Linked DNA regions of Homo sapiens: region 1 is linked to region 2. The links are chromatin loops, found by intact Hi-C in ENCODE. Cell type or tissue: transverse colon. All regions are shown on one strand.

What was found. Hi-C counts contacts between places; a loop is a spot of excess contacts. Peaks named below come from ENCODE experiments on the same cell type or tissue, not always from the same donor. Only the 100,000 strongest peaks of a DNase experiment are listed, where the experiment ranks them.
Region 1: it touches region 2 in a loop (8-fold over the local background); 1 of 110 quality-filtered maps calls a loop at or near these places.

What each region holds. Positions count from the first base shown.
Region 1 is chr11:46,214,879-46,218,878 of GRCh38, reverse strand. It overlaps LINC02710 (long intergenic non-protein coding RNA 2710), which reads left to right. Exons shown (of 3, transcript NR_183776.1): 2 at 2,988-3,152. Among named protein-coding and RNA genes, the nearest start is that of LINC02710, 2.8 kb to the left of the region's middle. In transverse colon, no CTCF peak of the experiment used is centred here; a DNase peak (open chromatin) is centred at 1,966; H3K4me3 peaks cover 640 bases; H3K27ac peaks cover 362 bases.
Region 2 is chr11:45,955,405-45,959,404 of GRCh38, reverse strand. The region is part of intron 10 of PHF21A (PHD finger protein 21A); the gene reads left to right. Among named protein-coding and RNA genes, the nearest start is that of LARGE2, 35 kb to the right of the region's middle. In transverse colon, no CTCF peak of the experiment used is centred here; no DNase peak of the experiment used is centred here.

The sequences.
Region 1 (4,000 bases), 260 kb before region 2:
AGTCTGAACTAAAACAGTGGCAGGGTGGTGGTGGGGAAAAAATGTCCCTGAATTAGAATCACAGGATTTGATGACAAGAGTGGGGGTGAAGAGTGGAAGGAGAGGATTCTGGGGGGATGACTTGGAGGTTCCCAGGTTGGTGGAGCAGGAGGAGAGTGGTGTTGTTAATAAGGCTCAGCCTTCCTGATTAGGGGCTTATCAGAGAGAGTTGAGCTTGGGTCATATTAACTTGAGGGTCCTGGGCGCCTCGGCCCTGGCTCCTCATGTGAGAATCATATAAAGGTTATTCTTCTGATTTTGATAGCAAACCCAATAGGTTTGCAAACTTCTCACATGCTAATTAAGAAACTAATTAAAACCCATCGGTTCTTAAAGACATATGGTTTATTTAAAGTTGATCCAAGATTGATATTTGGTTAAACAATGTTTTAATAAATCATAGAATGAATTGGCTCTAAGAATACTAGCATGGTGCTCCAATTTACTAGACACTTTCCATGCATTCTTTTTTCCTTTGAAATATGAAAAAAATGAGATAGTGTAGATAAAAATATCTAATGCCTAACGATCATTTAAAGCTAGTTTCCTTCTTGAAGCCCATGGAACTCTGTGGGGTTAGGTATGGTTATTATCCCCATTGTACAGATGAAGAAACAGGAGTAATTAAGAGAGATTAAGGGGCTGGGTACAGTGGCTCACACCTGTAATCCCAGCACTTTGGGAGACTGAGACGGGTGGATTACCTGAGGTCAGGAGATCGAGACCAGCCTGACCAACAAAGTGAAACCCAGTCTCTACTAAAAATACAAAAATTATCTGGGTATGATGGCGAGTGCCTGTAATCCCAACTACTTGGGAGGCTGAGGCAGGAGAATCACTTGAACCTGGGAGCCGGAGGTTGCGGTGAGCAGAGATCGCACCATTGCACTCCAGCCTGGGTGACAGAGCGAGACTCTGTCATAAATAAATAAATAACGAGAGGTTAAGGGACTCATACAAAGTGATTTTGCAAGGAAGTGGAAAAGTCAGGACTCATACCTAGGTCTCCCCACAATTGCTGTATACTAAATCATCCCCAAACGTAGAAGCTTAAAGCAGTAAGTATTTATCATTACATCACAGAGTTGATGAAGATCAGCAGTTTGGGGTGGCCTAGCTGGGACTGCAGTCTCTGGAGGCTTGACTAGGGCAGGAGGTTCCTTTTCCAGGCACACTCACATGGCTTTGGGCAGGAAACTTCAGTTCCTTTGCACTTGGGCTTCTCTCTAGGGCTGCTCAAGACATAGTTTTACCCAGACTGAATGATCAGAGAGAGCGAAAGAGAGAGGGGGTGGGGAGATAGAGGGAGAAAATGAGAGAGTGAGCAAGAGCAGTTAGGCTAGAAATCTTTTTATGACCCATCTTGGAAGTAATATCCCATCAATTTTGCTGTATTTTACTCATTACATTTTTTAAAAAATTTTTGTTATTTTATTTTATTTTATTATTTTTGGAGACACAGTCTTGCTCTGTCACCCGCTGGAGTGCAGTGGCACGATCATGGCTCATTGCAGCCTCGACCTCCCCAGGCTCAGGTGATCCTCCCACCCCAGCCTCCCAAGTAGCTGGAACTACAGGTGTGCACCACCTCGCCTGGCCAATTTTTTGTATTTTTTGTAGAGATGGGGTTTCACTATGTTGTTCAGGCTGGTCTCAACCTCCTGAGCTCTCAAGCGATCTGCCAGACGTGGCCTCCCAAAGTGCTGGGATTACAGGTGTGAGCTACTGTGCCCTATCCTGTATTTTATTTTTTTTGTAGAGATGGGGTCTCGCCATGTTGCCCAGGCTGGTGTAGAACTCCTGGGTTCAAGCAATCCTCCCGCCTCAGTCTCCCAAAGTGCTTGGATACAGGTGTGTGCCACCACGTCCAGCCCCAGCGTGTATTTTACATCTTAGAAGGAAGTCATTAGGTCCAGGCCCCACTTAAGGGGAGGGAACTTCACCAGGGTGTGAACGTCAGGAGGCAGGGATCATTGGGGACCATCTTAGAGGCTGCCTACCGCAGGCACCCTTTCTACTCTGCCATTCCACAAATTGTCATTTTCATCTTTGCAGCTTCTCCTCATCTCCCATCCTCCAAATAGAAGTATTTTATGAACTTCATAAAGTTGCAATGTGGCCAGTTTGGGGCAATTTATATCTTCTATAGACAACAGCATTGAACTACTTAGCAAACCAGGAAGTGGAAAATGGTTATAAAGGGATCCAATTACTTTCATTGCCAAGGCAGTGTAAAACGCAACATGTGAAAATGGACTTAATTGGTGAAAAATTAATTAGACAATTAAATTTATTTCTGCTTAAATACACTTAGGTGTTAATTGGTAATCTGACTGCAGGTTTATTTTAAGTTACATTTGTTATCTTGACTCTGTCCTTTAAGAAACGATCTTTGTTTAATATGCCGTGAACACTCCTGGTCTTGCCGAGAAACAGTGTCTAGTTCATTCTCATCGTTCTTCTCCAGATAGGACTGATCCGGGTCAGACTGGCCCAGAGGGCAAAAAAGCATTTGCTTCGAAAGCCCCATCAAGAGGAAAATCTTTCTACTGCCAGAGGGGCTCTTCTGGGAAGCCTGAGTGGAGAGGTACAGGATTCCAAGTGGGAACTGCAGACTCGTTAGTCTGCCACTCACTGGCTCTGTGACTCTGGGCAAGTTACTTCTGCAGTCTGGGTTTCAGTTTCTCTATCTGTAAAATGAGCTAGTGGGCGTTGATGATGTCTGAGTTCACTTCACCCATAAAATTCCACGATTGTCAAGTACAGGGGTTTCATGACAGGAGGGATAGATTGCAAGGGTTTTCTTTTTCTTGAAAAAAAAAATTTCTTAGCCTCATCTGTTTGCTAGAATTTGTTTTAGAGTATTTCATGTGCTGGTTAAACATAGTGGGTTGGATACATTTTAACCTGCGCACTGTCTTTAAATCCCACTGAAATCATGAGGACAGAGAGAATGGGCAAGGGGTCATCGATGGACCGGAGATGGGATGGTAGGGACAGAAACTGCAGGGTCCGCAGAAGGAACTGCTCACCGAAAGCCAACAAGCTTGCCCTGTGGAATCCCAGAAAGGCCCAGGAACTTCGGGACATCACTGAAGGCAGAGTGAAGAGAGGTAAGTGCAAGTCCAGATGAATGAGTGATGATGTTCCCACTCTCTCCAGAGTTGCACACCCCCTCACCACCCCCAAGTGGAAGATTGGGAGATTCCTCTCTGGGGAAAGGAAGCAATTCCACAGGAAGGAGTTCCCCAATGAAAAAGACAACATGCATGGTGGTGCATGCTGGTGGTCCCAGCTACTGGGGAGGCTGAGGCAGGAGGATCGCTTGAGCCTAGCAGTTCAAGGCTGCAGTGAGCCATGTTAGTGCCTCTGCACTCCCGCCTGGGTGGGAGTGAGACTAATGCAGGACAGGCAAGCCCCCAAATTGGGCCTTAGCCTGGGAGGGTTCTCAGTTTCACACAGGAAAGAATTCAAGGGCAAGCCAGAGGTGTTAGACAGCAACTTTTTTTTTTTTTTTCTTTTGAGACAAAGTTTCTGGTCACTCAGGCTGGAGTGCAATGGTGCGATCTCGGCTCACTGCAACCTCTGCCTCCTGGGTTTAAGTGATTCTCCTGCCTCAGCCTCCTGAGTAGCTGGGATTACAGGCACTCGCCGCCATGGCTGGCTAATTTTTGTATTTTTAGTAGAGATGGGGTTTTGCCATGTTGGCCAGGCTGGTCTTGAACTCCTGACCTCAGGTGATCCGCCTGCCTTGGCCTCCCAAGGTGCTGGGATTACAGGCATGAGCCACCATGCCTGGCCTAGACAGCAACTTTTATTGAAGTGGCCGTGCACAGCAGCAGCAGAGGTACCGCTGCTGGCAGAGCGGTGTGCCCAGAGTAGCAGCTCAGAGGCAGTACTGCACTCATGTTTATACCCACTTTTAATTATATACAAATTAAGGGGTGGTTTATGCAGAGAT
Region 2 (4,000 bases):
GAAATTCCCTTTTATTCCAAGCTTTCTGAGTGTTTTTATGAATAGATAACTGGAATTTTTAAAATAAAAACTGTATATGTATAAGGTATACAACATGATGGTTTGATATACATATACATAGTGAAATGATTACTATAATCAAGCTAATTAATATATCTATCTCCTCACATAGTTAACCTTTTTTGTGTGTGTAGTGGGGTGCTAGATTTTGACAAATGCTTTTTCTACACCAGTTGAGATACCATGTTTTTTTTCCCCCTTGGTTCTGTTAATGTGGTATATTATATTGATTTTCTTACATTGAACCACCCTTCCACTCTTGGGATAAATCTGGCTTTGTCATAGTGTACCATCCTTTTAATATGCTCTTGGATTCAGTTTGCTGGTATTTTGTTGAGGAATTTTTGTTGTTGTTGAGGGTTTTTCATTTATATTCATAAGGGATATTGGTCTGTAATTTTCTGTTCTTTTGGTTTTTGTTTTTTTGGAGGCAGGGTCTTGCTGTGTTACCCAGACTGGAGTGTAGTGGTACAATTGCAGCTCACTGCAGCCTCAACCTCCCAGGCTCAAGTGATCCTCCCATTTCAGCCTCCCAAGTAACTAGGACTATAGGCATGCACCACCATCCCTGGCTAATTTTGTTAAATTTTATGTAGAGATGGGGTCTCACTTTCTTGCCCAGGCTGGTCTCGAACTCGTGGACTCAAGTGATCCCCCGACCTTGGCTTCCCAAAGTGTTGGGATTATAGGCATGAACACCAAGCCTGGTCTATAATTTAATTTTTTTCGTTATTTTTTGGAGACAGGGCAGAATCTTGCTCTGTCACCCAGGCTGGAGTACAGTGGCATGATTTCGGCTCAAGTGATCCTCCCGCCTCAGCTTCCCAAGTAGCTGGGACTACAGTTGCGCACCACCATGCCTGGCTAATATATATGTGTGTGTGTGTGTGTGTGTATATATATATATATATATATATATATATATTTTTTTTTTTTTTTTTTTTTTTTGAGACCAGGTTTTGTCATGTTGCTCAGGCTGGTCTTGAACCCCTGAGCTCAAGCTATCTGCCTGCCTTGGCCTCTCAAAGTGAGCCACCACGCCCAGCCCATTTTCTATTCTTTGGTGTCTTTGGCTTTGGTATCAGAGTAGTGCTGGCCTCATAGAATGATTTAAGAGTGTATTTTCTGGAATTTGAGACAGATTGGTGCTAATTCTTTAAATGTTTGGTAGAATTCACTAATAAAACCATCTGATCCTGTACTTTTTCTTTTCGGGGAGAATTTTGATTACTGTTTCAGTCACTAGTTGTTACAGGTCTGTTGAGATTTTCTTTATCTTGAGTCAATTTTGGTAATGTGTGTGTTTTTAGGAGTTTTCCATTGCATCTATGTTGTCTAGTTTGTTGGCGTACAGTTTTTCAATATATTCTCCTATAATCCTTTTGAATTCTGTGAGATGTAATGTCCTCAGTTTCATTTTTGGTTTTAGTTATTTGTATCTTCTTATTTTCTTAGTCTAAGCCAGAGGTTTGTCGATTTTGTTATTCTTTTCGAAGATTCACCTTTTGGTTTTGTTGAGTCTGTTGTTCTTCTCTATTTCATTTATCTTCATCCTAGACTTTATTTTCTTTTTTCTTTTTTTTTTTTTTTTTTGCTTTGAATTTAGTTCTTTTTCTGTTTCTTAAGGTGTAAAGTTAGGTTATTGATTTGAGCTCTTTCTTCTTTTTTAATATAGACTGTTAGCAGCTATAAGTTTCCCTCTGAGTACTGCTTTCACAGCATCGCATAAGTTTTGGTATGTTGTGGCCTTGTTTTCATTTCTCTCAAAGTATTTTCTAATTTCCCTAGTGATTTCTTCTTTTACCCATTGCTTGTTTAAGAATGTGTTGTTTAATTTCCATACACTTGTGAGTTTTCTAGTTTTTCTGCTGTCATTAATTTCTAGTTTTTTTCCATTGTGGCTGGTGAAGAGATTTTATGTGATTCTAGTCTTTCTAAATTTATTAATATTTGTTTTGTGGCCTAACATATAATCTGTCCTGGAGAATGTTTCATGTACACTTGATAAAAATATGCATGCTGCTCTTGTGGAGTGGAGTATTCTTTCTATGCCTGACAGGTCTAATTGGTGTATAGTGTTGTTCAAGTTCCCTATGTCCTTTTTAATCTCTGCACAAGTTTTATCCATTACTTAAAGAGGGATATTGAAGTCTCCATTTATTATTGTAGAACTGTTTATTTCTGTCCTCAATCCTTTCAATAGTTTCTTCATATATTTTGGGGCTCTGTTGTCTGGTACATATATGATTATAACTGTTATATCATCTTTTTGAATCGACCCTTTTGTCAGTATATTATATAATGAGGTTCTTTGTCTCTCGTAACAGTTGTTGACTTTAAGTCACTTTTGTCTAATAGTACTATAGCCATTCATTATAAACATCCTTTCACTTTCAACCTTTTTGTGTCTTTTTCTCTAAAATGAGTCTCTCTTACAGCATATCATTAGATCATGTGTTTTGTTCATTCTGCCAGTCGGTCTTTTAATTGGTGAGTTTAATCCAGTTACATTTAAGTGATTACTGGTAAGGAGGGACTTACGCCATTTTGCTATTTGTTTTCTGTATATCTTACGTTTTTTGTTCTTCATTTCCTGTAATACTGCCTTTTTTGTTTGATTTTTTTCTTAGTGTGTCATTTTCATGCTTTCCTCATTTCTGTTTCTGTATATAATTATTTTCTTAGTGGTTACCTTGGGGATTACAGTAAACATTCATACGTTTTTAACAATCTAGTTTGAATTAACCCCAGCTTAGATTTTTAAAACCCTGCTTGTATGGTTTCAGTTGAAGCCCCAATCTCAGCGTCATGCAATATATCCATGTAACAAACCTGCACTGTACCCTCAAATCTAAAATAAAAATAAATAAATAAATAATAAAAGCTTTGCCAGTGACAATGAAGGAAAAAGAAGCTCTGCTCCTATACAGCTCTGCCCCTCCTTTATGTTGTTACTGTCACAAATTATATCTTATACATTGTGTGCCCACTAATATAGATATATAATTACTTTGTGCATTTAAGTCATATAGGAAACAAAAAGAGAAGTTAAAAATAAATAATAACACTGGCTTTTATATTTATTCATCTAGTTAGCTTTATTGGAGTTCTTGTTTCTTTATATGGCATTGAGTTACTGTCTAGTGTCCTTTCATTTCAGCCTGAAGGGACTCCCTTTAACATATCTTTTAGAACTGGTATACTAGCAGTGAATGTCCTCTGGTTTTGTTTATCTGGGAATGTCTTAATTTCTCCATTTTTGAAGAATAGTTTTGCAGGATATAGAATTCTTGGTTGATAGGGGTTTTTTTGCTCAGCACTTTAAATATATTAACCCATTTCCTTCTGGTCTGCAACTTAGTTCTGGCTGATAGTCCTTCACAAGTTTACAGTCAAACTAGTTGGCTAGAGCTGCAGTAATTTTAAGGCTGTGCTACAGCTTAATAATCCACATCTGAGCTCATCACATGGTTGTTGGCAGACCTCACTTCTTCACTGGCTGTTGGCTGGAGGTTCCGTTCCTCACACCTGGGCCTCTCCATAGTGCTGCTCACAACGTGGCAGCTGGCTTCCCCCAGAGCAAGAGATCCACGAAGGAAAGACACCCTCCACCACCACCAATGTTTTGATTGTTTTATTTGTATTTTTGTTTTTGGATCCTTTTGGTATTATTTATATAACACTGAGATAATTGTACTTTTTCTTGCATGAGAGAGAGAAATTTGAACCATGGGTAATTTTTTAGTGGAAAGGAATTGATTTGCCCTTCCTTAAAAGCACTGCTGCTAATTGCTTTACTCAGCCTTAGAAATGGAAGTAAGAGACTCCAAGAGACTTCACACAGCCTTGGAATGGAACAGCACACCCTTATAGTTGACCTTCTTTTCTCCCTCCTCCATCATACTTCTCTCCTTCCTATTCAAAGAGACATGAAAATAAG